2 separate regions of the Homo sapiens genome follow, and region 2 is linked to region 1. The links are chromatin loops, found by intact Hi-C in ENCODE. Cell type or tissue: PC-3. All regions are shown on one strand. Links, peaks and the distances in the headings refer to the core of each region. The heading gives the core; the rest is flanking DNA.

The links. Peaks named below come from ENCODE experiments on the same cell type or tissue, not always from the same donor. Only the 100,000 strongest peaks of a DNase experiment are listed, where the experiment ranks them.
Region 2: a loop joins it to region 1, with 4 times the contacts of the local background. A loop is called at or near these places in 19 of 110 quality-filtered maps.

The regions. Positions count from the first base shown.
Region 1 is chr5:73,290,240-73,306,614 of GRCh38, reverse strand. No RefSeq gene overlaps it. Among named protein-coding and RNA genes, the nearest start is that of LINC02230, 39 kb to the left of the region's middle. RefSeq lists an enhancer at 15,440-15,941. In PC-3, for the core only: CTCF peaks have their summits at 7,453 and 10,951; no DNase peak of the experiment used is centred there; H3K4me3 peaks cover 1,099 bases.
Region 2 is chr5:73,429,567-73,445,941 of GRCh38, reverse strand. No RefSeq gene overlaps it. Among named protein-coding and RNA genes, the nearest start is that of FOXD1, 11 kb to the left of the region's middle. RefSeq lists enhancers at 513-1,415, 1,416-2,319, 9,417-10,320. In PC-3, for the core only: a CTCF peak has its summit at 8,205 (motif pointing right); a DNase peak (open chromatin) is centred at 8,221; H3K4me3 peaks cover 1,612 bases; H3K27ac peaks cover 1,492 bases.

The DNA.
Region 1 (16,375 bases), core at 3,768-11,767:
CTTGGCTTGCTGAAAGGAGTTTCATTGTCTCTCTTGGCTCACCTCCATTTACTTCTCAACCCACTGCATTTCAGCTTCCCTGGCCCCACCATGCTCCTCTAAGGCCACCCAAGACTTCCTGGACGTCAAGTCCAATGAAGACTTTTCAGTCGTAATCTTAAATCAGCCTCTTGGTGGCATTAGCACTGTTGACCTCTCTGACCACCATGGCTTCTCTCTTGGCTGCCAGGAGAGCAGCCCAGGCTTTTCTCTGGCATCTCAAGTTCGTCCACTTCAGTCTCTTTCAGAATCCCTCCCACTTCTTCTTGCCTCACTAGTATTGGGCTTTCCTAAGGTTCAGTCCTCAGCTCTCTCTGACTCTACCCTTTCCCTAGGCAATCACATGCACACTGATGGCTTCAGCCTCACAGCTGGAACCACAGCCAGACTTGTCTTCTTAGAGCTCTAGCCTGGCCACTGGCCTCTCCATGGCCTTTCTATAGCATTTAAAGCAATTTCTCTCAACCCCAGCTGCATATTAGAATCATGGCAGCTTAAAAAAAATCCATGTGTGGGCTTTACCACCAGAGCTGTTGATTTAATTGATCTGGATAGGACCTGGACATGGTTATTTTGAAATCTCCCTGGCTAATTCTAATGAACAGCTGGAAATTAGGACACTGAGGCACAAGACACATATATGTAGAGAGCTAAAGTGCTTTGGACAAGAATGCCTTTACAAGCCCACACTGGGCCCTTCTTCAGGATAATGAATCATGACTCTAGCCCTTATACTTTTAAAGCCCTTTGGAGGCATTACCTAGGAATCAGGATGGATGAAAAACAAACAAACAAACAAAAAAACACAAGACTTTGAGAAAAGTCTCTGATTCAGAAGACTAGTTCTCCATCCGCCAACTCCCTTCCCACAGACAAAATTTGCCCTGACCTTGCTTAAATTCTGCAGCTTATTTAGGGTGTTTTTAAGGCTTTAAGCTGCCTGCCCTGTTCTGTCCAGTGCCCTACTTCTCTGAATGCCCCGAGGTTCTCCAACCACAGAATGACCTATAAGACCTGAACAGATGGGTTGAGAGGAGACACGTTACCAGGAGTAGAAGTAGAATCTACTAGGGGAATTTGAATAACTTGGAGCCTAAGTTTCCCTAATTGTCAAAATGGAACTAGCAAGTCCTTCTTTTAGAGAAGATCTGAAAAGCAATTGAAATCATGAAGATGCTAAACTATTGTCATTTGTATTTCCAACTTGAATCCAGACTTAAGTTTATTCACACCAGGGCCAGAAATAACCATAAATGTATGAGCAGCAAGTAACCTTAGAGATAATACTATCCAACCACTTTATTTTACAGGAGAGAAAACAGGCTCAGAGATTATGACTTGCTCAAGGTGATGCTGCCAGCCAATGGCTCAGCTAGGATAGGTTTTCGATTTCCTGACTCCTAGTCCAGTGCTCATTTCACCACTCCAGGCTTCCTAAGGGGTGATTCTTCATCCATGTGGCTGGGCTTGAGTCATCACATGCCACCTTTTCAAGTAATAGACACCCAGACAGGGCACTCTGGAGTGCAGGGTCATCTGGGAACCTAACCTACTTTTTCCCAAAGAAAACCAAAGCTATTACTTTCCCTTTCTTCCCATCCTGCCTCCCTCTGTACTCAAGACCCTGAATATAGCTCTCTGCCTGAAGCTGTGAAACTTCAGAAGCCTTCCTACCTCTTCCTGCTGTGACCTTAGGTTGTCTCTCCAGCACAGTAAACTCCTGGGGGTGAAAGTTAGAAGGGGACTCAGCCCAGACAGGCTGGATGTCTGCTGTGTCACGCCAGATTAACCTGTGCTAGTCTCTGGGCTGACTCGGACCAAATACAGGTCCTCTCTAAGCCTTGGCTTTTCTTACTGATGAAATAGGCATCGTAATGGTATCTGCTATGTGGAGGAGTTGTGAGGATTAAGATAATTTCCCCAAGGCAGAAGTCCTCAAGCATGGTTGCACATTGGAATTCCTTGGGAAGCTTTAAAAAAAATGATGCTTTGGTCCTACTCCTAGAAATGATGATTTAATTGCTCTGGGCATCAGATTTTTAAAATTCCCCAAACAATCCCCATGTGCAGCCAAGATGGAAAACACAGCTCATCTGTGAAGGGCCCAGCACAGCACTGGACAAGTGGTTGGCACTCAAGTGCTTCTCATTTGAGTATAGTAATGATTCAAAGCTCCCTGCCCAACTAGAACTTAGCCTTCTAATGGGCCTTCTGCCTTTCCGATTTTCTGCGAAGGACCTTCCTCCCCCTCCATCTTCCCAGTTCTACCCACAGCTCCCACCCCGAGTTTTTCTGAAACACTGGCCTCCCAAAGGTCAGTGGAAGAAGTAAAAGGGGTCCAGACATCAGGTGACTGCCCGCAGACCCATTCCAGTGGACACTCAGGCACCTACTGGTTGTGTCTATTGAGACTGTTTACCCTCTTGGTGCCTTCCTCCTATAAAATGGGAGGAACTGGCATGTGTTACTCCCCTAGAAGTAATGGGCGCTATGCTAAGCCATTAGAACAGGATGTCTTCTCCAAGTAGGGTGATCACACTGCCTTGCCAGTTATTAACGGTGAGGAGAAAATGAGATAAAGCCGGTGCATAGAGCTTGGGCCAGCCCGCAGGCGGCGCCATTCAGTGGGAGCAGTGGTCTCACTGCTAGGTCTGGCAGATCTGCAAGTCCCTACGGGGCTACCTTGTGGAGCTGGAGGAGGCCCCGCAGGTGGAGGCGACCCTCCCTGCTGGTCTGGACAACACTTCGAAGGCACTACCTCGAAACCGCCCCCTCTTGGCCAATTTCCGGGACCTTTCTCCACTCCGCCCACCGCTCAGCTCCGTTCTGACCTGAGTTGAAACTCGCCGCGCAAGGGAAGCGTGTACCTGGGGAGTACACTGGGGAGTGGTACTGGGGCGCTGACCCGCGCGGACGCCGCGCATCTCCCTAGGGTGCGCGCAGCACGTCCACGAGAAGCGCACTCTGAAGCCAGCCGGGACGCGTTCGGCGGTCGGGGTGGAGGAGGGAAGTGCAGGCTGAGCCCCTCACCCGTGCGAAGCCAGCTGGGCGCCCACTCGCGGGCTGCGGGCACTGCGCGCCTGTCCAGCTGCTGGGCCAGGCCCCCTCCCCTCCCCCTCAATCTGGCAGGCCAGATCTCCGAGGCCCCGCGCCTCGTCGCGCTCCGGAGGCTCCGGGCGGTCTCCTGGGAGCCTGGGAGCCCGCCCCTCCTGAATGTTCCCTCTGACGTATCTGCAAAAGCAAACACTGGGCCTAGGCCGCGGGGGACCGGGCGTTGGAGGAAACAGCTCAATGCCCGGCGGGCCACGCCACTAACAGCCCTGACTCCCGGGCGCTGCATTCGCTCCACGCCTCTGGTTCTTTGCCCGACGGCGCTGTGGGCCCCGAGGGCGACTCGCCGCCCTTCCACATTGCGCGCGGGTGGCTCCTTGAGTACCGGCGGCGCACCACAATCCCTACTCTCAAGATATGGGCTCCAGTCCCGGCTCCTTGGAGTCCTCCCTGGAACCTCGGATAAGCCCCAACTTCTCCCAGCCCGTCACTTCCTTTGGTGGTATAGTGTGTCAAGATATCACAAGTCTGGATTCCAATCCATCCCTGGCCAGTTATGGCCACGTGACCTAAGACAGATTAGATCATCTCTGTGTGCTTCAGTTCCTCTTCTGTAAAATGGGGATAATATTCCTCCCTATATGGCGATGTTGTAAGGCATAAATGAATGTAAAACACCATAGTGCTAGGCATATAATAAATATCGTATAAGTATTTTATATTATCAATAAAGTAGGTATTACAATGTTTACCTTACAGCTTTTTATTTTATTTTTTTTAATAGTAGAGACGGGGTTTCACCATATTGGTTAAGCTGGTCTGAAGCTCCTGACCTCAAATGATCCGCCTCGGCCTCCCAAAGTGCTGGAATTACAGGCTTGAGCCACCATGCCCAGCCAACCCTATAGCTTTGCTGTAAGTATGAAAGAGGTAAGGTAGGTAAATTGCTTGTATTAAGTAGGAGGCAGATAAATAATGCTTATTATTATTACTCCTCAAGAGTCTCCTTCCTTCCTTCCTTTTTTTAAATTTTGGCCTCTTCAGTGTTCATCCTGGGAAGGAACTGTGCAAGTTGGCGCTTCGGGCTTGGTATAAAAACGGCTCCTGAATTCCTGCCCAGTTGTAATTTCCTTGGGGATTTTGAGAGGGGCTCTTCAACGTTGCCAGGCTATCACGGCCCTTTTGTTTGCAAGAGAGCAGTGAGTAAATTATATCTTGGGCTTAGCAAAGCAAAAAATAAACACGATGACAGTAGGACTTTTCGGATGAGCTATTTCATTTCTCCTTTGTATTTTTTTCTTGATCGTTGATGGTCCATTGCAGACTAATGCAATGCTGATGTCTTAATATTAATGTTCGGAGCTGAAGACAGTCATTTGCCTCGTGCTGGTGGGGCGACTGGGCAGGGTTGGGAGCGATCATGAGGCCCAAGTGAAGGCAAGGAAAGATTCTTAGTGTCACTTTCTCTCCTTTCTCCCAACACCTCATGTCTGAGTTCCTGGACAAAACATCTTCCAGATTGCGGGTGAATTTAAACATCGCAGCTTCTTCTTTCAATCATAATTTTCTGCTTGAGCCAAAAGCTGGAGTGTCCTCTTGCACCTGGATTCCCCTCTGCCGCGGTTGAAATGGGAGCGTGTAACTCTTTATATGTGAGACGTTTATGGGCCAGACACTGGCATTCCAACCCCCTCACCCAGGGCACTTGCTATAAAATATTGAAGGCGAGCAGAGGCTATCCTTGGAGGGAATGCTGGTGATGCCAGGCTCATAAAAACCAGCCTTTTAAAAATGAGTCCCTAATCAGGAATTGCACGCCCTCTCCCTCTCCAGTGCGCTCTGGCCTGGCAAAGCCCACTTGGGAAAGTAGGTGCTACTGAAAAGAGTCACTAGCCTCTACCTGTGGGACTTCTGTCTCCAGGGTGCTTCCAAAATCTTTCGGGACTCTGTGTTCAGGACTAGAACTCTTCATCCACGGGGCTCCAGTGCAACCCCCTCCAACCCCCATCAGGATCTGAAGGCAAGGAGGACCAGCGTCCAGGACCCGGTTTCTGCGCCCCCAGGCTCTGTAGAAGTTCTGGGAAGAAGTTCTCATGGAAGCTGAGGGGAGGGAGACGCACGTCGGCGAACTCTGGGCCTAGCCAAGTTTCTATATTTTGAAGGGAGAACCATGTACCTGCCCTTGGCCTCACCTGAAGACAAACACAGGAGCAAAATTAAGCAGCGGAGCAACTTTCTGGAAAGGAGCTTAGGGAGAGAAAGCTGGTGCGAAACCGAGTGCGCGCTAGGCGTGTGCACCCGGGGAACAAGGCGTGCCCAGGGGTGTTCGCAGTGGCGGTGGGATGGATGCCCGCGCCACCTATGCGCAGTTATTTATAAACTCATTGTGGGCATCAGGGTACCCACGACGCCGTTCGTGTCGTTCGTTCCCTTCCTCCTGGAAGGGAAGAGCAAACAAAGCAGTCCTTGGCAACGCTCAACCTCTCTGTGTCATACATGTGGTTTTCAGTGTAAATGAATTTAGTAAACGCCAAGGCAACAACCCTGTTTACTTGTTTCCGTGTAGAAAGGTTAGCTAACGAACCCGAAGCCATCCTTCGCGCTTCTCTTTGATTCCGTCTCAGATTTACGGGCTTCTCCTCGGCTACACGACTCCAGCCATCGCCCCCGCTCCCTTGGCCCAGGCAAAGAGAGCCCTAGGCTCCGATTCCCGCCGCAGCTCAGAGCAAAGCGATTGCAGGATTTATCAACCCCCCTCCCAGGACCTCGGATTTCATCTCTTTCTTTTCCCCCTGCATGTTCAGTTTGTTTTTTCAAGACCTAAGCAATTTTTAATGTACTCTATACTTCCCGCTTAATCCTCATCGTTTATTGTATAATTATAGTTTCAAAGTGATTATGTAATTAAAATCATGTTTCGTTGCAGCAGGACTTCAAAAGGGCGGCAGACCCCCGCTCTGGCATTATTTTCTAGTGATGTAATAATTTCCCTGTGATATTTAAAATAAACACATTAGTCCAAGAATTCTAAACATGTCTCAAAGTATATAGTAGGCTTGATTGGCACGAGGCTGGGTTGTAAAGAAATGGTAAAACCTATCACTAGTTTAATATATTTCTATGCTCCCATGCAGGGTAAATTATAGGATAATGGGGCGCAGGCGATGGTAAGCTCTGTTTATATAATCCATTTCTTCACACGAGTTCCCATTGCTTTCCCTTCCCTTTGCTGTATGTGGTGGTTCTCTGATCCCCTGACCTCAGCCATGTGTTTTCACTTTTTCTTCTGATCTCAATTCCATGACCAGCGGGGAATAAAATACAAATTGAATAGTAACCATTCACAGGCCGCTCTTTTCAAACTGTTGTTAAAACCTCTTTGTCTTGTCTAGCGGTTGATAGATAAATGTGTTGTGTTTCGCCTGACTTTTTTTTCCCCTTCTTCCTCTTTTTTTTCCCGTGGCCAAGGAAAAAATAACCCTCCTCAGCCCAATTATGCTCTTTAAAAATTAAAACCCACACCTCCTTTCAAACCCTCTCCTGCGCGTCCCGCTCTCCCCGGTCTGCCCATTGGTTCGGCGGCTGTAGGAGACGCGGAGGATTCCACCACGTGAAATAAAGAAGCGGCGGGAGCCGAGCACGGCTGGGGGAAGGCGCGGTGCCCCCGTGTGAGGTCTGCGCCATTGTCCGGCGGCCTGAAGGTTCATTTAACATCGAACCTGTATCGCCTCTGATGTCCTAGCGCAGCGCCGAGAATCGGCTCCGAGGGCTGGGGCCGCCCCTCCTAGGAATCGAAGGGGGCAGGGGGTGAGGAAGCCTGGGAGAGGAAAGTTAAAATGAAAAATAAATCTCCTCCGTTGCCCGCCTTTTTCTTTTCATATCCAGACTTGCCTTCGGGGCAAGGTGGACAAGAGGCCGAGCTGTTTTACAGTTTTTCTCCAAAATGAGAAACATAATGGCTCCTGATTTCTGGATCTTGCCTTTCCCAGATCTCTCTCCTTTCTACTTCCTCGGCTTCTTCTTGGGAACGTAAAGGCAGAAAAAACTAATTGTAGAAACTCCTATCCCGCGGCCCGCCCTCCTTTTCATCAGAGCTTCTTCGGGGTCAACGGCGCGGCAGCGTCTTTGTTACTCCACTGCCAACGCCCGAGGGCTAGAGGGGCGGGATGGGAACTTCTCCTGCGGGCTCGGGACCCACTGTTTCTGCCTCTCCAACGGCTTGGCTGTGTGAAAGCGAGCGAAGGTGTCATTCCCGGGAGGGAGAAGCGTCGCCGCAGGGTGACTGGGAAGCCCTTTCCTTGGGCGCGCGGAGCCCAGGGCGCACGGCTGTGCCGCCCGGGTTTGCCCTCGGAGCGCCGGCGGGCCGGGCGGGGGCGCCTAGCGGTGGCAGCCGGGAGCTCGCGGCCGCCAGGGCCACCAGGCTGCTCGCCTCGTCCGGGTAGGGTTTCCTCGGCGGCGCAAACCCCCCGAAATCCTCGAGGCCGCTTGACAGCGCTCTTCGCCATCGGCCCGCGTACCTGTAAACTGAGCCCCGCTCACATGCTTCACATTAAACCTCCGTGCCCGGTGCCTTTTCTCTTTTTTTCCTCCCAAAGAGTTCTTATAAACTTCCCTTCGTTTATGTAGCCTGGTTTTCATTGCTCCGGTTTTGCATGGGTTGCCTTTGTTTAGTTTATTAACCCACGGGGTTACTTTAACTAAACATTTGGGCTGAATACTTTGGGGTCGGATTTCAACGTTTTCTAACGAAATTACTGAGTTTTTTGAAGCTGCACAGAGAACGCTGCGTTGGGTTTATTAGTCAATTTAACAGACTATAAGGGAGGAAAAAAATGCACTCAGGACAGTCCGGGTTCGTATCCACTGGGCGGAAGCAGCTCGATAACCCTCGGGTCGGGGCTTTAACCGAGCGAACCACGCGGCGCGACAATTGGGGCGCGCTTCCAGCGGCAGCAAAGCGCGCGCCCCGGACCTTGGGACCTTCTCCGTCCCCCAGCACCCCACCGGCTCCTCAAGGCGCGCGCCCGAGCTGCCATCGCTGCACGGAGTTCCGACCCGGCTCCTGGCCAGGCCCGCACAGCCCGCCCGCGCAGAACAGGGGGACACGGGAGAGGGCGGGGCCCTGAGACTCGCCTGTGCGTCCCCCGCCGGGCCGCTCCGGCGTTTTGTCCCAGCTCTCGCCACGCAGTTCGGTGCCAGCGACGGAAAGGCACAGGGGCCCCCGGTGGGACAATTCATGGTAAAGGAGTCCTGGTGGAATCTGCCAGAAAGATTAAGGACGAATGGGCAGCCTTTGAGAGGGGCAGGGAGCAAGCTGGCCACCCCATCCTGGGCTAGGGTGCGCCCCGGGCCCACCTGGAAGCTGTGGGGGCTTTGTCCCAAGCCCAAGGAACATCTAGGCAGCTGGGAGAGTTGGACGCACTGCGGGGTGCGGCCCACCCTCCGAAAAACGGCAGTTCCAGGCAGAACCGAGACACCCATCGCCTGCTTGGCCTAAGTGAGCGGGAACGACCGAGATAATCCAATGACGATGCTGCTTCCCAGGTCGGCTCTACCTGGGGCAATGACAAGGACTTTTCTCCACAGTTTCCTAATCAGCCACCACCAACCTCTTTCCCTACTCTCTCAGACTCTCTTCTTTTCCGCAGGATTTTGGCACTGATGCCAGCTGAGAGAGGACCTAGCCAAAACGTCCTTGACCTGTAGGCGTCTGGGATGAAACCGAGAACTTTGTTATGTTTTTTCGGTGTAGGTAATGAAGTGGAATCCCAAACAGAAAAAAAACCTTCAACTATCTGGGAGATAGAGGGTAGAAAGGAGTGAAACATTGAGGTTTCTGAACACCTACCCCGGGCTGGCCACCAGAGCTTCATGTGGGTGAAAAGCAGGGTGTCTGCTACAACAAGCAGCCACCAGGGCTCTGGAGCCCAACCGTTTAAAATTGAATTACAGCAGGTAGAACTGTATATGCAAGAAGTTCAAAATTTGAAAGATATAAAACTATGTAACAGAGGCTCCCAATTCCCCTCCCTAGTGGGTTCCCCTCAGGCTCCCACTTCCCCTCCCTAGTGGGTTCTTGTAAATTGTTCTAGAGAAAATTGAAAGCTTTTGCAAAAGGCTTACCCCGCTTCTTTCCTTGCTCTGCTTCCACCCTCTGGTACCCCCTGTTCATTTGACTCTTCAAAGCCTCCAAGAGGGCCTCCACCTCCTTAGAGGCTGACATGTGTGTGTCCCCCTTTTCCTAGTAGTGCTCTTGAGGCCTGCTAGCTTGTCAAACTCAGCATAGCTCAAAAGGACTCCTCCGGGTAAAGGCGCAGGCCAGTCGCCTCTCCCTGCTTATTTTCCAAGTCCATGCTTTGCCTCTCCTGTCTTTTTTCCTCCATGTCCTATGTCCCTTCTGTAGGCCAGTCCTCAATTCCTCCTCATTTGGATCACTGGGACAGCCTGCCAGCCAGCCTCCCGTTCTTCCATTCCCTTCCCTCCAGCCCACCCAACACTCACCACCACAGCGATTGTCTAAGGCCAACTTGATGTCCCTTATCTCACCAAAAGCCTCTGTGGTTTTCCCTGCCTCTGAGTCACCAGGCTGCAGACTGCTGATTGAACAAGATCCCACCAGATCCACTGCAGAAGTTTGGTCATGGCCCCGAGCCTGTCTGACTCGGACCTCCCTGGGATGACCTTGGCTCCCATGCCAGTTCTCTTGCCCACCTCTCCTGTGAGCACTTGTCTGTCTCACCTTCTCCAGCAGTCTGATTCCTCTGGCTCGCCTGCCCCCAGACCTTCTCTTGAACCTTCTCATGCCTGGCATCCCCTTTTCCCATCTCCGCTGGTCAAAATCCTCCAAGGCTTTGCAAAACGCTTCCGTCCCCTGACTCTCACAGTAATTTGTTTGCTACCATTGACGCAGATGTGTTTCAGAGTCATTCCGGTGTTTGCCCTGTTTCCTCTCCTAGATTATAAACTTAATTCCTCGCGCATACAAAACAAGCAATAATGTTTTCCTTAACTTAATAACATCCCCCTCACTAATCCTCTTTTCTCCACCCCTCCAAAAAAAGAAAGCAAGAAAAGTCCAATAAATACTGAAGTACCTTTCTCTTTCCTAAATCTAAATACTCGTTAATATTAGTTGTTAGATTCTCACAAAAGTAAATCTCACAGAGGCATGCCTTATTTACAGGATTAGCCCCTTTAGAATACATATGCATTTAAAGAGAACTGGTTATTTTAAGCCATCTCCACTTTACTCAGGGAGGTGGGGTGAGGGTGGGCCACATGGGCTGTTGTTCACGCAGTGGAAGAGTGAATGGTAACTTAGGGCTCCATTTCTGACAGGTTTTAGATGCCTGATGAAAATGCTGTCCCTTTAGAATGTTCTACATATTATCTATAGCTGAAGGTCTGGGCGACTATCCAGATTTCATTTCATAAACATTCCTCCTCATACTCCCTGCTCTTCAGGGGTAGGGAGGCCGACTCTGCAGCAGAGGGAAACCTCTCCCAAGACCCCTGCATCTTTCGGTCTTTTTTTTTTTTGGTCCTCCAATTTTCATGAGCACAGCTTCACATCCCTAGCCTATTGATCTGAGCCACTGTGGTGCCAAGAAGTGGAGAAGAAGTTTGAGCCCCTCCCCATAGACTCCATCAGGAAACCTGAAATAAAATGTAATGGAAGTAAAACTGTGTTGGCTGTGCCAGTGCATCCATAAGCCCAACATATTTCCCGTCAGCCACATTGCTGTCCTTAAGCCCCTTTGAGAGCTGCCACTGGTCTGACCAGGTTTTAAATGCCTGACAGTCCTTTGACAGTCCTGTTTTGTAGAGAGATTTTATGAATCTCCACTTGCGCTACTGTAGGGGGCAGAGTGACAAAGGTAATTCATTTTCTACTAGTACTTGCTGCTCACCAACTACAACATCAAACACCAAGCAGGTGCTGGGGATGAGGCATCTTGTCCACTGCTGTGTGGGGGCTGCTGTGGACAAGATGTACAAAGGCCCTGCTTTCTTAGGACTACCCTTCCTGTTAGAGGGACTACAGTAATGTATTTTAGGCTTAACCTCATGGTACCCAGTCTCAGCTGATGGAGAGAACACTGAGCTCAGAGTCAGCCTTGAGCTCCTCTAGTCCATCAATGCTCTTTATGTTTCTAGAATGATTTACTTGACCTCACCCATCAGTTTCTCACCTCCTTTCTTGGAAGGTTTCTGAGACTAAGTCAATGTGCACCGAGATCTTCTAAACATGAAATATTCAGATGATTGGGTCTGGAAGTTTAATTGTGATTATAAAAGGAAATCTGATCAGTTCTGTGTAATAGCAAAAACAGACACACACACTCCTCTCTCCTACTCCCCACCCCCAAGAAAAAAACAAACAAACACCCTGGAAAGAATCTGAAGTTAAAATAAAAAACAGCTGGCAGCGGGCCCATTGTGTGTGATGATAATTAGATAAATGTTTTCCAAGTATGGGATGATCTTATGAAGACAATGGTTAGGAGAAAAAAAAACTTAGGACAGAATTTAGTGAATCAGTGATTCCTGCTTGCCTACAAAGGATTTAAGTGACATACATGTCTCACAATCTCTAATTTGGTACATTTTATTTATTTATTTCATGCATCCTGGGAAACATATCTTTGGCTAAAAGAGTGAAGAAAAACTTGAGGCTTGATTTACAAAAATTAAAGCCACAACTAGGCCTTGGATCAAGGTTGTGTCCTGGGCCTGGAAAGCCTCATCCTTCATTGGCTCAAACCTTTCCTGCCCCGAAGAAAAAGAGTTAAGAGTCTTAAGCTAAAGCAGCTCTTCTGCCATGTGGGACTCTGACTTGGTTGACCCTCTCCCAGATTGTTGTAATCCTGAGTCTGGAACGGATATTGGTCTGGTTGGGGTGAAGGCTGCCTCCTGCTTCTGAGTGGCTTGGGTTCTTCTGAGCAGGCCTGGGTGGGGGCGGGAGCTGCGGTGGAGGAAAAGCAGGTAACACCAGCAAGCTGGCCAACTCTGTGCAAGATCCATGCCTCCCTTTCCCCTTCCCATCCCCCAACCAAATTGTGCTCTTTAGAAATCATACCTATTAGACATTTACACCTTAGTGTGAATTTTAAGGTCCTATGTTAACTCACTCAGGGTTATTTATCTTTTAAGCTTGGGCTTTGATGGTAAAAGAAAGTAATTTATCCCTATTTAAATATTTTCCAGTATGTGAACATGAGGAGGCTTTTGGTGGAAAAGGATTTGAAAGAGAAATAGGAAACTCTCTAAGTTAGATAGTGCAGGGCTGGGAATAAACTGGTGAAATCCCCTCTGCCAGAGCCAAAGAGAGGTAGCACAGTGGACTAGAGATGGAACAAAGAGAAACGGTAAGGAGAGTACCTTGGTTTATTATTTTATTTATTTATTCAGATGGAGTTTTGCTCTTTTTGCCCAGGCTGGAGTGCAATGGCACGACCTCGGCTCATTGCAGCCTCCGCTTCCCAGGTTCAAGTGATTCTCCTGCCTCAGCCTCCCGAGTAGCTGGGATTACAGGTGCGTTCCACCTTGCCTGACTAATTTTGTATTTTTTGTAGAGATGGGGTTTCACCATCTTGGCCAGGCTGGTCTCGAACTCCTGATCTCAGGTGATCCACCTGCCTCAGCCTCCCAAAGTCCTGGGATTACAGGCGTGAGCCACCACGCCCGGCTTACCTTGGTTTAATGAATGGACCGGTCTGCTCTCTGCTTCAAAGACAGGAAGAACAGCCAGCCTACGGTGTCTACAGCATTTACCCTGAACTCTTTTTGGGGACTCAGACCTCTTCCCTTGATCCACCCTCAGATTTTACGACAGGGGTGTGTTATCTGTTGATGGGAAAGATGGTGGCTACTCTGTTCAGAACCAGCCTTGGAAATACTTAGAAACAGGGACAACTGCAAAGTGTATTTGATGCACACAACATACATCATGTCCGTGGCTGATAGGCACTGGGTATTTACTGGTTTGCCTCTATAGAAAGTAAAAAGCAGGTTTAAAATTTTCTTTTTAATTAATGAGGGGTTTAAAAAAATAAAAGCCCACTTTCTGAATATAAAAGACACATGCACTGTGCAAAAAAAGTGCAAATACAAAAAAGCACAAAGAAGAAAGTGTAAAAAAAACCCCAAACAACTCAAAATCTTACCCAGAAGTAAGCATGACTAACATTTATGAGAACCACTTTCCAGAATAACTCTCTAGGCATGCAGGTACTTATAGCTTGATATCTATAGCATCACATGAAAGGGCTGTATAACATGGGCTCCTCTACATGACAGGGCCTGCACATCTTTCCATGACAACGCATATAGAGTTGCATTATATTTTTCCTTTTCTTTTTTCTTATTTGGTGTCAAACGTACACATAGGAAAGTGCACAAATCACACATGTGTGGTGCAATGAATTTTCACAAAGTGAACACACCTACGTTACCAGCAGCCAGATCAAGAAACAGGACATTTCCAGCATTCCAGAAGCTTGTCTTGCCCCCTTCTCCAACTTCTGGCCTCAGGCAATCTGCCTGCCTTGGCCTCCCAAAGTACTGGAATTACAGGCACACGCCACTGCACCCAGCGTGGTGCCGTATTTTTCACACAATTTTAGTATGAAATTGTATAAAACATACAATTTTAGTGTGATTACTAAGAAGCAAACGGAATCAGGAGTCCACCTCCAGAATTGGAAACACCTCAGTCTCTGATTCTGTTTGTGAAGACATGAGTGTAATAATGTGCCCTCTTTCATTCATATTCTTTACTCTAAGGCGCTGACAGTAGCTCTCTCAGCCTGAATTGTCAATATTACCTGCACCAAACTTTGGCAAGATAATCATTGAGCTACAAGGCTCCAATTACTATTAATTATATACAAGAATCATTACTTTTTTTTTATTTAAAAAACAATTAATACATTCACATGGTTGAAGAATCAAGACAACATGGAAAGTATGAATCAAGACATCTCGTTCCTATACTGGTGCCTGCTCTCCACTTCACTGGCCTTGAAGTGTATAGCCAGTTATATTCGCTTCTTCTATATAGCCCCAGTGTTCATGTAAATGTAAGTGTATTTTTTATTCTACCCCACCTTTTTAATGCAAAAGGTAACATATGGCTTATACTTAGCTTGTCCAACCCATGACCCACGGACCGCATGCACCCCAGGATGGTTTTGAATGAGTCCCAACACAAATCCATAAACTTTCTTAAAATATTATGAGTTTTTTTAGTGATGCTTTTTAGCTTGTCAGCTATCGTTAGTGTATTTTATGTGTGGCCCAAGACTATTTTTCTTCTTCCAAGGTGGCCCAGGGAAGCCAAAAAGTTGGACACCGCTGGCGTCCACTGTTCTGTGTCCTCCGTTTTAAGTCTATATCCTGAGCTCCCTTCCTATTGTTGCACAGGGAGCAACAAGGATCTTAATGGTTCTATTAATGAAGGCAGGGGCAGCTACTACATGGAGGAGAACTTGATATTTGAGTACACCCTCCTACCTTTTAGTTTTTCTCTTCATTAACGTTTTTCCGGTTTTACATGTGTATGCAATCTTCCTGGAAGCAACAGAAGCGGTGCCAACCTTCCTCAAAGAAAGGAAGATGGATCACTTTAGCTATTTTTCTCCCTTTCATCTAGAAAAGCACTTTTGGGGAATGTTTTTATACATGGCTTGAGCTCATTATCCAAAGTTGGTCATAAAAAGAGAGTTTGTGCCTGCTTTTGGCTTCATCAGTCACACTCCAGACTCATATCTTCAAACGGCCCCCTTCCCTGGTCTGAAGGCCCGAGTTTCCCACTGTGAGCTGAACGTTGCCACTGAGGTTTCCACCAGAGCACCTTCTCCGTACCTGACACTGATCCAGACTCTGAGGCTTCAGCCCTGTCGGGTAGACAAAGGAAGTTTCTGCTCTCCTGGGGCTTACACCATGGTATGGGGGCGCAGAGGACATATACTGACAAACAAGAAACGTTCAGGTAGTGCCAACAGCCATGAAGGCAAAAAAAAAAAAAAAAGCATGGAAAAGGGGCGAGAGACTAACTAGGTTGTGACTTCAGGTTGGTGGTCAGGGAGGCCTTTCTGAAGAGGTGACGTGAAAGCTGAGCCAGCTACGGGAAGATCTGGGAGAAGAATATTCTAGATAGGAGTTAGAGTGAGGGTGATATGCTTCAGAAACAAACTAAGCATGAGGCTGGCGCCTCATGAACAAGTATAAAAACCTGGGGTTCATCACCTTTCCTGCACATGTAACTGGACCCTCGCACTTCTCCGATCCCCTCGGGATCTTATCAGTCTCCTGGGAGCCTCCTCAGAAGCCCTGGCAGCCCCTTTGCCCTCAGCCTGTCTTCCACCCCTGCATCCCACTATTCCCAAAGTTGCTGCATCCGCCCAGCTAGTTTCCACTGCCACCGCGTTTCGCCAGCCCTTATTGCCTCCTGTAAGGTTACACTGAATTTTAAAAAGAAACAAACCTTCAAGGCAATTGGAGAAAATGACAACTTGACAGTAATTAGGGCCCCGCAGTCTTGGTTTGTTTTCATTACTTTTACATGGTTATGACCTGGCCCCATCCCCTACCAAAAAAGATCAAAACTATTTCAAATCATTACATTGGAACTGTGGGCTTTGTTTGGTGGCTGACTGTTCCTTTTGTTTGTTTAAATCGTGCAACTTCTTTATCTCCTTTATTTGTCTCACCTAGCTTGAATAACTACTTGTCGGGAAATTGATTACCTTTGTTATGAACACAGGTTACAAATGTGTAGAAAGTACAGGACAGCAAGAAAATACTTTTCTTAGTCTCTAGATCTAAGATGTGTCCACATATATAGCCAGGAGATAACTGAAGAAACGATCTACGTTGTTTAAGCAAACACAAAAATAAGTGTTTTTGTTTTGATCTAAGTGACTTAGCACAAATAAAGACTTCTGAAGATAAATGTTTAAAAGAACCTACAGAAGGAGCAGGGCCCACGCCCCCTGCCTGTGGATATGCATGTGTTATTTTAATATCCAGGCCCCAGGTCTCCAGCTCTACAGCCCCCGTAGGTGGACTTGCAGGGCCTCAGGGACTCCTTTCTCTCTGGAATCCCAGGAGTCTGATGTGATATCGCAGGCCAGCCTGCTCCTGGGGTATGGGACTGCTTCCCTTTCTTCCTGGGCTGTGGTGGCTGATTATTTCCATGGAGGGAGGACTGAAGGAGAGGAACAGGCAGGGAATAGGAAGCTCCATACCCTCTCAAGTCTAAAAGTACAAATTTGGCACCAAG
Region 2 (16,375 bases), core at 4,021-12,020, 140 kb before region 1:
GAACTTTGCATTTCATTTTTGAGCTTCCTTCCTCATTTAATTTCCACTCAGTTCACGACAATATTATATCTGCAGAAACTGTCAACATAATATGTTGTAATGGAAGTGAAACAAAGAGGCAGTCTAGTTTTAAAATTCTAATAGGAAAAATTAGTAGAGATCATAATCAGTTAAGGAGCTTCAAAGCCGTAAATAAGGACATATTTGCATATATGAAATAAATCATATTTAAAAGTACCAGTATTTACAGCTACTATGTTGCAGATGGAAGGAATGCGAGTAATTGTATAAAGAGGTTTTTCTCTTAAAAGGCCAATTTATTGAAATTCTAGCTTAAGTGAATAATTTAGGGTATTTAAGATAAACCTTCAACTTTGGGATGCTTTAAAGAATAAAAAATGAAAATGTATCAGGTGTTCATTGAACTAATTTATTGAATTTAGGTGATTTAGGTTTATCTTTTTCAATTTTTAATGTCTTTTAATTATTACATGAAATTTCTAGTTCTTTGAAAAAAAGTGAGGCACTAGTTTTGATTACTACAATGTTGTGCGCTCCAAATAAAACCTAGGCATATGTAACACATAATTTAAATGTCTAACATTAGTGTTTGCAGCAGAGATTAAATATTCAATTTCTTTAAAATGTCTGGACAGGTATATATCTGAAGATTCGCAGATTTAACTTACCAAGTTAATGAAATCTGCATTATAGGGTCAATATGTTGCAATGATACTCATTCATGACGCCCTGTCTCTTTTTAGGGAGAAAACGGACTCTCACGGGCTCAAATGAAGTTCTTCCCCGTCCCCGCAACCCTTGTTAAATGTTTGGAGGAGGTTAAACCCTCTCACTCTCAAACTTACCACTAAATCTATAGATACAAATTGAAATACTGTTAGACCAAAGTCTTATATACAAAAGTTACTTTTACTCTAGCCCGGCTAAGAGAGAGGAGTCATTGAACCCGAGAACGTCCGGACTCCACGCGCCGCCCCGGGTGGAGAGGGGTTGGCAGGCGGAATCCAAACGGCACAGACACTGCTGGCGCGCCTGGTAGCCTTCTGTAACGCACGCATCTGAAATTTAGATCTGAAAATAATTACGAAGAGAGCCAAGAACAAAACCGTGTGTATTTTTAATTTTTGCGCGATGCGTGGATGTCCTGAAATCGGGGAATTCTGGTTAATCTTGTCTCTCGTTCATATTCCCACGTCTTCAAAAGTGCCAGGACCGGTCCCACCTCCAGGGGTGTCAGTGCATTTAAGAGAATGGCAAGAAGGCATAGGGCGATCCAGGCCTCGCTCCGGGGCCCGGGGTTGGGATCCCGCTTCACGCGCCCCCACTGGAGACCGCAAGCCTGTTTTTAAACAGGTGGAGAGCAGCGTGAGCCCAGAGCTAAAGGAACGTGTAAACCCAAGCCGCCTCGATTCCGAGTTTTGCGTCCTGCCGCTCACCTCCCCACCCTCTGCGTTTGGGGTTCCGTTCTTGGCCTTGCAGACCCTGCGGGCCTGCTCCCGAGAGGATGAGACTGGGGGAAGCAGGGCCGCGGGGCGGGTGAGGTATGAGCTGCGAGAGGTGTGGGCCGCGGGGCAGGCGAGGGACGAGTGAGCCGTGGACCCTGGATGGGCGAGCCAGGAGCGCGGGGCGCGCCCCGTCAGGCCGTGCAGGCGAGCAGGTGCTGGAACAAAGGCTGCGGGGCCGCCAGGCTACCGCGGCCTTTGATGGGCAAGGACGTCTCCTCCTGGGGCTCCTCATTCGCATGCAAATCCAGCGCTGGTCCCCTTTTCTTTGTAGGCAAACAGAAGGATGTTTGTGTGTTTGTAGGAACGAAGCCTGCTTGAACAAGCCTTCCTCAATAGGCTGGGTCTCGAAAAATAAACCAGTTGAACAAACATTGGCCACCAGCTCTCCTCCTCCCAACTACAAAGTGTGGATTTGCTACAACTCATTAACCCGACGCTTTTCTCCCCTTCTCCTTGTTTCTCTGCTCATCAAACGCCCCCGTAGAGCCTCGAGACAAATGACCGAAGCTCAGTCGGGAGGGAATTGCAGTTAATAGGGAGAGGGATATATTGGGGCTGATGGTTCAGGCAGCTCCCGGAGAAGGACCACACAAAAAGGAGCCTCTCCATTCAGGGCTCTGTTGTGCGCGGAGATTTAATCTGCAGCTAGGTTTAGCCAAATGTTATCTATTGCGGGGGTAATGAAGCCCTTATGGGTTGAATTGCTCCTTGTACCACACATGGTGTCATGACCTTAGATCGTTCCTTGGTTGATTTCTCTTTTCTTTATTGGGTAATTATTTTATTTCTTTAAAATAAGAAGCTAGTGCATCTTCTCAACAACGTGTTTCCTGTCCATCCTATTCCATGCATTTATTTAAGGGCCACTTCCCTTCCCCTTAAAAAAAGAAAAAAAGGAACTGGGGAGATGAAGGAAAAAAATTGTGAAGACGCTTCTTACTTTTCACTCCCTGAAGCATCTGTATGTTTACACATCTCAACTTGTCTGGCCCCTACTTGGCAGCTCTTTCTTGGCCAAACTTTCTGTTGATGGAACTGGAATTCTGGATATATTTATTATCAAAATTCTTGCAGTGAATGTAGTAAGCATTCATCTCAGGAAAAGGCTTTTCTGCCCTTCACAGTTTTTTCTTTTTTATAAACCTACCATTTCTTCCTGTAGCCTGTCCACTGAGAGAGTTGGGGGAGGTGGTTATTCTGATGGAAGGTGATTATTTTGATGGAATACCAGCCTGTGTCATTTATTAAAGGCCGTCTGAGGCCAGTGGTTGAGGCTGTGCCTGTTGTGTTTTTCTCTCTCTAGCCCCAGTGGCTCTGATTTCCTTGTTTGATTGAGGACCAAGCTTGGAGTGGCTAACGGTGTTATTACAACTGCTATTGATGGATAGGGATCTGATCTTACTACCCAAAGCCAGGAATCAAGGATTCTAGTTATAATTTTAAAATTCACTGCTGGCTACACATTCTGCTCACACCTATTTTTATTACTGACTGAGAAGAGACATTTTGGGGGCAATTTAAAGGTCATATCAGCATCAAACCCAATCCAAATCAGAAATCTGCCCAGGAACTGCCCTAGTCTCTCAGGGCTCTTCCAGGGGGGAAACCATGCATCTAATTGGAATGCCAGGGTTCCATCATCCCCTTTAGAACTAAACCAGATGAGGACAGGCCTGGAGAGCAGAGGACAAGTGAAGTGGGCCTAGCATTGTCTGCGTTCATTCTCATCTCTGTCGGTTTCCTGGTGGTGCAGCTGGGTCACACATATACATACACAGGCATGCATGCTCGTTGCCCATCAGCTGCCACTTGCCTCCTCTATGATTTTGTAATTAGACATATGCTTTTTGTTGGTAAATGTGTTTGATGTCATGGCCAGTGAAACGTGGTGTGTTTATAGGGCAACGAATGTAAATGTGTAAATATGTTTAGTGTAAAATCTGGCCCTTCGACTTTAGCAATAAATACCCTGCCAACTTGGATACAATTACATTTGACAGAAAGATGGAGAATCTGATCATGACCAGCTGCTCAGGGCTCTTTAGGGCTTATACTTTCCCAACTGAGTTCACTTTTCAGATAATTTCTTTGCATGTCGCATCTCTCTAATCACATCTTTCCCTTGATGTGAACAGCTTAGGCTTCTTTCTTGTTAGTGTTGACCCCTCTGGCATGTAGGAAACTTCCTGGTTCATTCCTCCAGCTTCTTTCCTCTAGTAAAATACTAGTCAGTAAGATGCAAAGCACACACAGAGAAAACAACTGATGATTCTCATAGATCTCCTTTGATTCCCAAGCCTCCATACATGGTGGCTAGGAGGAGAAACGAAGATAACAGTGATGAGCTTCTGATGACTTACATTTAGAGTTTTTCTTGTCGCTATTATCATGAGCGTACCACCTTGAAAAAACTATTTTGTGCTACTCTGTCTTTTAAAAGTAAAAGTTTTAGGGAAGCATATGTTTGGAAAAGTGCACAAATCCTAACAATTTCTCGCAGTGGCCACATATGTATTACATAACTAGCATCAGAGCAAGAAGCAGATGTTATCAGTGTCCCAGAACCCCTTTCCTGTCTATTCAGTCACTATCATCACCACAGATTGACTTTGTAAAAGGACTCTCACTAATAATTCTCTCAACTGCACTGTGAAATAGTGAGGACAAGAATTATTATTGACCTTATTTTACAAATAGAGATATCAAGGCTCAAAAGAGATTAAATGACTTGCCCAAGGTCACAGCTACTGGGACTTCAGCATTTAAAACCCATCTTATTTTTGTTACATCACACTGCTACTTTGTTGCCATCATTGTGATTTATTAAATGACAACTGTGGTAGGGAAGTTTCCTTAGAGGTCACTGTGCAGAAGAGTCATGTATTTCTTACACATTTCTTTTTTTTTTTTTTTTGGCATTGTTGCCACACCCTCCTCCCTACCACTTCCACCCAGGTCTTCTGAGAGATACTCTAGCAACTCATCTCAGATTCATTTGGAATTGATAGCTAATTATTTTAAGAGGCATTAGCTTCCTCCACGTAGCTCTACATGATACACATGATACTTTCCTGGCATCCCTCCCGCCCCCCCATTTTTTGGCATCAACAGTATTTATCACACACACACACTCACATACACACACACACGCAGCTTATTTTGTACCATTTACCCATGTCCTCAGCTTCTTTTGCTGGTTTTTAATGGTCAAGATCCTCTAGTTTAGAACTTTTTGCTAAACTGCTAAGCGGGTCTTACAACCATCCTTAGGGACACCTCCTCTCTGTGTGGAAAAGGTAAGAATACATAAGGAGTCAGATCAACTGGTTTAACACTTAATGAGAAAATGAAAAATTTTTCTGAGGATATGCCCCTTCTCCCAGCATACTGTTGAAGATATTTTGTTTTCTTTGAACAGCTGTATATGATGTGGCTTGGGCCAGTCCTCCGCCCCTATACAATTAATCCACCTGCCTTGCCAGAGGTCTCCTAAAATGCTTGTGGGGGAATTCTAGACTACCTGCAAGCTTACCATTGCCCATTGCCACCCAGAAGCCTTGTTGTAGCCTAGCCTCCTCAAGCATGGGCTGGGGCCACTGTTTTGTTCAGTTTGAAGACATCCATACCAGAGTCAGTGCAGGGATTGTGCCTGTAAGCTGCAGAGAGCAAAGGAGAGTGTGTATGGCAATCTTTCCAAGGGACAGTGCTTAATGCAAGAGAACATTGATTTCCTGGAGAAAATATGTTGTTTTAAAAACCAGAAACTTTTTTCTTTTTAATTCTAGAGTTTAAAAAAACAACAAAAACCTAGGCCCCACCAGTCCACTGAGCACCAGGAGAGGAACAGGTGTGGGGTGGAGGTGGGTGGGTACAGGCTGAATCTGAGGCCCTGCGGCCTTGCCTGGATCTCCCTGTCCCAGAGGGAGTCAGGCACAGACCAAGGATTCTTATTGCAATTACTCATCAATAATAGACTGGCAAAGAGGGGAGGGCAGAGATTAATTATGGCAGAAGGCAGAAGTGTCTTTGCTTACTTGTCTAGGAATTCCTGTTAAAATAGCTGGAAGACAGATCTTTTCAGCAGCAAAAGGAAGCAACACATTTTTGGAAAGGTCTATAAGAAAGGGTTATTATGAAGGAAAAATAACTGGTTCTCTATTTTTGCTTATTCTTTTTTTTTTTTTTTTTTTTTTTGAGACGGAGTTTCGCTCTGTCGCCCATGCTGGAGTGCAGTGGCGCGATCTCGACTCACTGCAAGCTCCGCCTCCCGGGTTCACGCCATTCTCCTGCCTCAGCCTCCCGTGTAGCTGGGACTACAGGCGCGCGCCACCATGCCCGGCTAATTTTTGTATTTTTAGTAGAGACGGGGTTTCACCGTGTTAGCCAGGATGGTCTCGATCTCCTGACCTCGTGATCCGCCCGTCTCGGCCTCCCAAAGTGCTGGGATTACAGGCGTGAGCCACCGCGCCTGGCCTATTTTTGCTTATTCTTATGCAGAGAGTTTCATATATGTATGAAACTGTGCAAAATTTTGTTCTGTTAGATGATGGACTATGAAGAAAAAAAAATCACAAGCCAAAAGAAAAAAAATCTCCAAAGACTGCAAGAGAAGAAAGAATAGTTTGAAATTAAACATTAGATCAGTTTTCATAATTATTTGCATTTTTCTTGTGGGGTAGGAGAGGTTGTGAGAATCAAGTAATACAATTTATGTGAAAATGCTTTGGAAAACTTAAAACCTGTATAATGTGTAAGAATTATCCCTTTGTGGCTTCTTTCCACATCCTTATTTTTCAAGGAAAAAAAGAAAAGGAAAAACTTCTAAATTTTGGCATATACTTAAATCCCTAAATTAGTTAAGAGAAATTTTTGGCCATATATAAAAATTTATCTTCAAAATTTCCATTCCTATCTATGAAATAAATTAGTTCTTCTAGATATAATGAGGATAAAAGAGATGGCATGTGTTTTCTCTTACTTAGCCAGATGTGTATTTGGACAGATAACTTTCCCTTTCTAAAATAAACAAACCACTGGTGTTTTAAATCTGCTCTTCTAGTCTCTTGCTCTATTTCTTTCCTCTACTTATCTACTGATCATCTATTTAACCTCTAAGCTTTGAAAAGTGGGATTAGTCTGCACTATTTATTGAGCACCTGCTATATTGCAAATCCCTTTACTCCTGCTTTAAATATAAGAAACAAATTAAAGAATTCCTGCCACCAATAAGCACTCGCTATGGAACAACAAGAGCAAGCCATTTTAGCAGGAAACAATGGGATGGAGGGAAAGTTAGCAAGATATATTTTTAAAATCTCTCCATTAAAACGATTTCTTTTCATTACCAAAAATCTCCCTAGTGTCTAAATGAAACTAATAATAGCTTCTTGACAATATCTTTCTCGTGTTGCCAATTTACTCACAAAATGACTAAAACGCCTGAGCACCTTTGCCTATGTGGTATGGAGGCAACTCAGTGCCAGAAGTTTCCAGGCACTGTGAATTTGAATTTCTTCCCAAGTGTTTACAGCTTTTTACTAATAGATTGAATCCTATCCCTAGCTGCCAGTTTTCTGTGAAGAGCTGAAAAGGAGGAGGGTGATGGTTTGTGCTCAGGCCCTCAGATATCATTGTGAACAGAGACAGTCACCTATTCCGAATGAGTTTAGGCTCACATGGGTTTGTGGAGAGTTAAATACAGAGACCCAGTAAAACAAAAACAACAAAAACCCTAGGGCACTTTTTTTCTTTTTGCAGGCTTAAACATTTTATTACAAATAAAAAAATTAAAATTAAACCAGGTATATTTTCCTTGCTAAACTTTTAAATAAACACTTTCCCACTTGCTGAAGTTGTAGTCGCATCTTCAAAAGGCAGACAGCAAATCCAGGTTTTGGACCACGGGGGGTGGTGCATAAGCACCCAAGAGTTTTTCTGCATTTATTTCACCTTTAAGTTGTCATTGCTAAGGAACTGCTTCCAAATCACCAAGTTTGGGTCTTGGCGTTTTTTGTTTTTTTTTTTTTTGTCTCCAGAAGTAACTGGGAGTACAGAGGAGAAAAATAAAATGTTGAGGCATTCTGTGCTCTGTTTTTCTATTTAAGGAATTTACTATTTCTTTGCCTTCCTCCCCCCTTCCTGGCCTCCCTCCCTATCTGCATAGATAGCAGGACTCCAGCAAACTATATCCCACAGGTCTTTAGAGTTATGTAGGATAGGATCCCTTATTTTAGGGAGTTGGTGGGCGCGGGTTGTTACTGTAACTCTATTCTGTAACTAAAGCTCTGGCATGTAATAAATCTCTCCCCAAAGACTTTTGGATCTTTGATTTGAAAAATCGGATTCCTTTTGTGGAAACAGTTGACAGGAACCTAAAAGGATTAGTTGCATTCCACATAGGATAATTTTTACTGGCAACATTTTGAAACGATTTGGTCCCTTTCAGACCTTAAACAATGTCCAGAAAAATGATCTAACGAGACTTTTATTGTTTTCCTTTGTGTGTGAATCCGCTTGCGCCAACATCTCGATGGGGTTTTGACGGTTTTGCTCCTGAGCAGGGCACTGAATTAATTTCTGATCGCCGTTTCGACTCGGTTAGTTACCTCCTTCGGCCAGGGGCCTGGCGGTGTTTTCCAGGCGTCAGCCCTTGAAATGGCAACAGGAGCGGGAGGCTCGGCCTCTCGGTGGCGCTGTGTCCGGGAGGGACGCGGGGGCCGCTGCCCGCTCGCCCGGGGCCCCGGCAGCTCCGGCGCCTGACGTCGTAGGGGCCGACGAGGCAGCGCGCACGCCCCAAACTGCCATCGTCAAACGCTCCCGGGGCCCTCCATCCACGGGAATGAGACGCGGAAAGGGAGATAATTCGGCTTCTCTCTCTCCTCCAACCGCCCCCCTCCTAAAGCCCCAAGCACAAAGCCGAGAGCGGCCCGCCTTCCCCTCGCAGAAGGCCGCCGAGCTGCTGCGAACCAGCCGCGGGCCACGGCGCCCCCCGCCCTCCAGCCTTCTCCACTGTTTATTTTGTTGTCAGCGGACTTATCAAGATGTTAGTTTGCTGGAGGTTCTGACCTGCCCGGGCGCTTTGGCTGCTCGGCCCGGGCTTTCCCCTCTGTTTTTACACCTGCATAAACTCCACCGCACTCCCCTGTCTGATTTATAGCCCAATTAAAGGTTCAGTGTTCTCCAAGCCACCCGGGCTGCTCCCTTCCCCGCCTCCCGCCGGCTGTGGCGAGCGCAGGAATGCGCGAGGCCGCGCCTAAGGCCGGGCCGCGGCCGAGGCGGTTCTGCGCCCAGCGACCCTCAGGAGCGGCGGCGCGAATGAACGGCCTGCGCCCGGAGAAGGGCAGAGAAACCTCGGGCACATCACCCAACAGCCGCGAGCAGAAAGGCCGCGTCCCCAGCCCAGAGTGATTTCCTTCCTGGGGTTTCGGCCTGAGTGGGACGAGGCGCTCCCCCGACAGCATGCGAGGCCGGGACGGGAGGGCGCTGGGAGCTGCCACGTGGCGCAGCCCGACGCGGAGGCCAGGGGTCCGGCCGCTACGCCGCGCCTCCCCACGATTTTCCGGGTGAGGAAGGGGCGGCCGCGGGGCCCGGCGGGGCGGAGAGGCTCCGGGCTGGGGCGGGAGGCCGTGCCCGCTCCACCGCGGCCCTACCTTCCCGCCCGCCTCGCTCGGCGAAGGCCGGAGACCGCGGCCTGGAGACGCTCCCCGGGGTAGCGGGTGCTTCCAGCTGCCGGGCTCCGGCTGTGGGCGGGAGGCGCGGGGGGTCAAAGACCGCCCAGCCTGCGATCCGGCCAGAGCCCAGCCCCAGCGCGGGCTTCGGCTCCAACTTCCTTCTTTGCGGCCTTTTCTTTACGCAGAGAATAAGCGGCAACCCAGCCGAGATTGGCAGCATTGAGCATCTTCCTAACCCAACTCTGTCTTCTTTCCATCTATCAATCCACCTTTCTAATTAGACTAATTAGGAGCGCTCTGGAGTGTCGCTAGGCCCGGGGACTGAACCGCTTAGGGGTTGTGAAAAGACGCCTGAATGGCCTCGCTGGGGGCCGGGCGGGGGCCTTTGCGACCCATTCAGCACAGAGTAACAGTGGCTACATTTATCCCTGGCCATTGAAAAGAGGCTCGATTAAAACGTTTGGGAACTAATGCCACCCTGCATCCCCTCTCTAATTAGAGGAGCCCAGGGCGAAGGCGAGAGCGCCCGGGACCCCGCAGACACTAGTTCTGTGCGCTACTGCTTTCCGCCCTTTCAGCACAGCCGATTTCCTTCCCCGAGACAAAAGTCCGCCACCTCCCCACCTGTTGCCCGGTCCTTGCTTTCCCACCCATCCCGAGCCCCTTCGCCCTCATCCCAAGCTGAAGGCCCCGCCAACTGCGTTACAACGCACAGCCCAGACGTTGGGGTCAGCGGAGTGGAAAAAAGGCGCCTAGTTCCCTCCTTCTGTCTTGGAAAGCATCCTTTTGCATTCGGTAGGCTACACATTTTCCTCTCCATCTGTCTTCCGTATTTCTCACATACTTACCAGCTCCTCCCTCTCCTCGTCCTCACTTTTAGCAACATGGAATTTCCAAGTAAGCATTTGGGAATGAGAGGAAAGTGGGTCGGGTGCCATCCTGAAGTCACTATCTTGGCCAAACATTATGCTGTAGGAGTTCCTCGCTTGCGTAAATAATGTGTATTTTTTGTTACCAGTTTTTTTTAAAAGAAATGTGTGTGGAGCACCTACTGTGTGACTAGACAGACAGATTCTTACTATACTCCTCAGTCTTCTTCCTTCCCTCTTAAGTCCATCTCCAAATCTGTCTTAAGAAGTTAAACCTGACTTGGTTCAATTCCTTAGGCAAGCTGTTGATTCTGTCCCCATAGTTTATATGTAGATGTATTTTTTCTTTGTCTTTTTCATGGCTCATTAGAAAGAACTGCAGACACAGGATAACAGGGAAGCAAAAGAGAAATAGTAGACATATTGCAACTACAGATTTTGTGTGGGGAGGGCGTTGTTTGTTCCTTTTGTTGATGAGAAGTTATCTAATATTTTTACAAAAATTTGAAGCAAACTTTGCCCTAAAATAAAGGTGACCAAAAGGGGTTTGATTTCCTCTCTCTCTCTCTCTGTCTCTCTCTCTCTTCACCCCGCCCCCCATCCCCTTAATCCTTCTTTTTGGAAAAGAGCCAGATGTACAAAGAAATATCATCAGGTCACTGTTCTTGATCTTGTTAATTTAGAAAATAGAACCTCAGCAAAAGATGCTATTAACTAAATGTCAACCCACAGCATGCAAAATTCCTTGGATCCAAACTTCAAAAAAAGGAATGAAAGATGTCATGTGAGTGAAAGGAATCATGGAATTTTTAAAGGCCTAAACTGATCTTAATAGGGTTTTATTGCTTCCACACTCTGCTTCACAATATTTTAATTTCACAGTTACAGTATGCATGACATTGCACCATAAATCTAACTAGTTTAGAAACTGGGAGGGGCAGAGAAGAGGAAAGAGGTGAGAAAAGCAGTTCATTTGCATTGGAGAAAATGACAATTTGTAAGATGTAAAAATTCCTGGAAACTTTGAGAGGAAAAACCAAAATCGATTCTGCCTGTGATGTTATCACCAAACCTCTTATTTTTTTCATTTCAGTTGTTAGCTTAACTTTTAATTAAAGAATAACATAGATACAATAAAGTATCCAACTCCTAGTGTACATCTTGGTGAATTGTCCATATATATGCACCTGTGTAGCCACCAGAGGTACAGAGTATTTTAAACACCCCAGAAAACTCCTCTGTGCCTGTATCCAATAAATGTCATTCCACTTCCAACCACTGTTCTCATTTCTCTCACCACAGGTTAGTTTTACATGTTTTTGAACTTCATATAAATGAAATTATACAATATGTATGGAGTCTCTTGATTGACTTTTTTTTTACTCATCAGTATGTTTGTGATATTCATCTGTTCAAACTCCTATTTATAGAATAATATAAATGATAAGTCAATTTAGATAGATAAAGAATGGGAAGCAAATGCTGGAAAGCTTTATCTTAACCTGAAATTAAAACATATGACCCTCCTCAAACCCCAACATTTCATTATCAACTAACAGAGGTAATTTTATGATTATAAGTAAATAAAATGAAATGATTTACACATAGTAACTGCTAGTTACATCATTTTCAAGATGCAGTTGTGGGTAAATGTAAGTGGAGCAGAAGCCACAAGCTGTTTTGTAATTGGATTCTTTTCCTCCTTGCCATTTCATTCCCTAAGACTAGTAGTAAGCACTTTGGGCCTCTTCACAAAGAGTGGCATGAACTTGAGGGGGAAAGTAAATTGTATCCTGTGTGTTCCACCTCAGCCGTGCAAGTACTTAATGCAACAGCCTCTCAAGGGCACTTTGAATTCTGTTTGAAGTAAAGTGATCATTTTGCAACTAACATAGCAGTCTCTACTTTGTCTCATCTATGGGTCACCATACAGACCTATTAACTTTGAACAGAGCAAACCTGCAGAATTATGATTGTGCTGTTCACTCCTAGCATCCCCAGAAATCCACCCACAAAAGCCAGCCACAAAGCCAGAATTCACAGTAGAATTTATGCTGCGAGTGACCAACCAGAGGCAACCAGTGCAGCCCAACATTAGTCCTCCTTCCCTCAACAGAAACAGAAGGCAGCCAATAGGACTTTTTTTTTTCCAGGAAGGACAATATTTTTAGACAAAGGCATGTTTATGACGTGGGAGAAATTATAAGGGCAGGTGGAAGAGCCTGAAGTGAGTTTTTGGTCACTTATGCTGGACATTGGTAAACGAAGTGATGAACACATCTTTTTATAATTTTAAAGCTAAAAATCAGTATAAAATAAGGCTTGAAGTTCATACCCAGGAAGACAATGTGAAGGCAAAAATCCATCTCTTTTGAATTATCATAAGACCAAATACATTGAATCAGCAATTTCCAAAAATAATTAGAACTACTGACCTATTAGAATAGCTAAAATAGCAATAATACCAAATGCTAGCAAGAATGCAAAAAACCTGGATCTCTCCTACATTATTGATGTGAATGTAAAGTGGCACAGTCACTCTGGAAAATAGTTTGTCAGTTACTTACAAAATTAAATACGCACTTACCATTCAGCCCAGCCACTATGTCCTAGGGCATTAATCCCAGAGAAATGAAAATTTATGTTTGCAGAAAAACTTGTACATGAATGTTCATAGTAGCTTTATTTGTAACAATAAGAAGAAAGAAAGAAAAAAGACAACCCATATGTCCTTCAGTGGTAAAACTCTGGGATATTCATACAAAGGAATACTACTTAGGAATAAAAAGAAATAAACTACTGATGTGCACAACAAATAGAATCTCAAGGGCAATATAGGGAAAACAGTCCACCTCAAATTGTTACATACCGCATATTTCCATTTATGTAACATTCTCAAAATGACAAAACTGTACATATGAGAACAGATTGGTGGCCTACACAGGACAGGGAAAGGGTGGGGGTCCGAATGTAAGAGGGGACCAGGAATGAGTTCCTTTGTATTGATGGAAGAGTTCTCTACCTTGTTATGGTGCTTACTTGAATTACACATGGGATAAAACTACATAGAACAGTACACACATGAATGCATGTAAAACTTGGCAAAAACTGAGTAAGGCCTGTAGTGTACTTAACAGTGAAAATACGGTGGGGCGCGGTGGCTCACGCCTATAATCCTAGCACTTTGGGAGGCTGAGGTGGGTGGATCACAAGGTCAGGAGATCGAGACCATCCTGGCTAACACGGTGAAACCCCGTCTCTACTAAAAATAAAAATACAAAAATTAGCCGGGCGTGGTGGCGGGCGCCTGTAGTCCCAGCTACTCGGGAGGCTGAGGCAGGAGAACGGCATGAACCCGGGAGGCGGAGCTTGCAGTGAGCCGAGATCACACCACTGCACTCCATCCTGGGCAACAGAGCAAGACTCCGTCTTGGGGGCGGGGGGGAGAAAACAGTGACATACAATGTCAATTTCTGAGCCGGACATGGTAGCTCATGCCTGTAAGACACGGTAGCTCATGCCTGTAATTCCAGCACTTTGGGAGGCTGAGGCCAGTGGATCGCTTGAGGCCAGGAGTTCAAGACCAACCTGGTCAACATGGTGAAGCCCCTGTCTCTACTAAAATTACAAAAATTAGCCGGGCATGGTGGTGGGCATCTGTAATCCCAGCTACTCAGGAGGCTGAGGCAGGAAAATTGCTTGAACCTGGGAGGGGGAGGTTGCAGTGAGCTGAGATCACGCCAGTGCACTCCAGCCTGAACAACAGAGGGAGACTCTGTCTCAAACAAAAACAAAAACAAAGACAAACAAAAAATACACACACACGCACACAAAAAGCAGTGTTATATAATGCCTGTTTCCTAGTTTTGATATTGTATTGCAATTACATGTCGCCACTAGAGAAAGCTGGGTGAAGGGTGTATGGAACTCTATTTTTGCAACATCCTATGAGTCTATAATTATTTTAAAAAATAGTTAAAAAAAGGTAAAGGATCCTTCAGTTTCTGTGTCATTAATAAAACTCCACTGATGGCAAGTGCTTTCATTGTCTTTTTCAATAATTAATAAGGGTAATTATCTAGCTCTGTCCTTGCAACAGGTACTTTATAAACAATGTTTAAAAACTGATAATTTTCAATTGCATTTTCTATCAATAAGCCCCATCATGAAAACTTTTTGAAATGCAAAAAAAAAAAAAAAAAAAAAAAATTGCCCATTCATTTGAAAAACTTTATTCTTTGAAGGTAGATTTAATTTTGCAAATGGCCAAATGTCACTGAGTCAAATATGTTGAATAAAGTGGATGAACAAATTTAGTAAAAACAAACAAACAAAAACTAACATATCCTTGAAGATTTATCATCTTGTGTGTCTTGTAAACTGGTTACAAAAGGAGAGTTCTCAAGATGTCCTCAGGAATGGCAGTATTATTGATATTGGTGTGCTCCCAGGGTGATTGCTTAGAGGAGAACATTCCTGTAAGTTTGATGAAGGGTGAAAAAAAATTGCATCACTTTTTAGTCATGCTTTAAAGATGGTTTCTGAATATATATATGGCTTATTTTAGAAGTAGTATATTAAACAAGGTATCAAATGTTTAAAAGATAGCATTTATTAATCTTTTTCTAAGACAAAGCAATATACATTATCTTAACTATTTTATAATTTTGAACTACTGCAAGTGAATTTTTTTATTTTTTATTTTTGAGACAGAGTTTCACTCTTGTTGCCCAGGCTGGAGTACAATGGTGTGATCTCGGCTCACTGCAACCTCCGCCTCCATCCTGCCTCAGCCTCCCGAGTAGCTGGAATTACAGGCACCTGCCACCATGCCCGGCTAATTTTTTGTATTTTTAGTACAGATGGGGCTTCACTGTGTTGGCCAGGCTGGTCTCGAACTCCTGACCTCGTGATCTGCCCACCTCAGCCTCCCAAAGTGCTGGGATTACAGGCGTGAGCCACTGTGCCCGGCCATGCAAGTGAAATTTTTAAAAACTACACATAATTAACTCCCTTTACCCTCTACCAAAGCATAAGGGTGACTCAGCCAGTACTACCACCAATTAAGTAGCAAAAAGTCTCTAATGATGAAGAGCATGTTCAGTCTTTGTGCTCAATAGGAATATGGCACAGGTTTAATACAGATCCCGCCCATGAGATCTGGCCTGCCGATCTGTAAGTGGACCATGACATAAAACAATCTAAATTCCTACTGTAAACATTCCAAATCATGAGTGACTGGGTTTCAGACAAGTTTCAAGCCCTGATGCCAACGTTTTAACCATGGTACTTGTTCCTTTCCTCGAATGTTTTATTGCTTTATTATTTTATTTCCACTAGGAATTGTGGAGTTATAAATATTATTAGTGGTTTACCACTTTTGCACACATGTATCCTATTATTTTTGGAGATTTATATGTGGAGAAAGAGACTGGCCTCTTTCATTGCACCCATTCATCTACCTGCTCACATAGATGGGCTCCTGTCTATTTAAAGAATTCAGAAGAGACCACACAGATTCTAAGAAACTTGAGCAGAAGAACTACATTGTGAGTAGCTGACAAAATGGTTTTATTATAGAAAAATCTCTAGTAATGATATTAAATTTTTGTTCTTCTTTTGCTTGAAAACAGTTTATTTTAAAAAAGCAACGTATGATACATTACTTTGCTCTACAATATCCTTACATAAATTCTTAGAAAAATTATGAATATTTTCATTTAACAAGTCAATAAAATATATGAAAAATTAATAACAAAGAAAAACCACTTCTTATAAAATGCTATAAAAAGTGTCAAAAATTGGGCATTTATTTTGAGATTCTTGGATCTGTATAACATTATAGCCATAAAGTAGCATAAGGGTTGAAAAAAATACAAATAAACTTCACCTTAAAATACTTATATTGTAGGCTGGGTGTGTTGGCTCATGCCTGTGATCCCAGTGCTTTGGGAGGCTGAGGCAGGAGGATTGCTTGAGGTCAGGAGTTTGAGACCACCCTGGGCAACACAGCAAGACCTCCATCTCTTAAAAAAAAAAAAAAAAAAAATGATCAAGGGGAACCAAAGACCCAGATTTAATCATCTATTCATTCTTTCTTTTATCGTGAGCACCTACTGTGTGCCAGGCATAGTGTGATGTGGATACAAAAATATTAGACATCTGGTTGGAGGTGGCGAGATATGTATACTCACCGAAATACAACAATTCTTGATGTGTTGTCATAGAAATATGAACTGATTGACAGGATTGACAGAGAAAAATAACTATCTGGGAGGGATAGAGAAAGCTTCCCAGAGGAGGTAATATT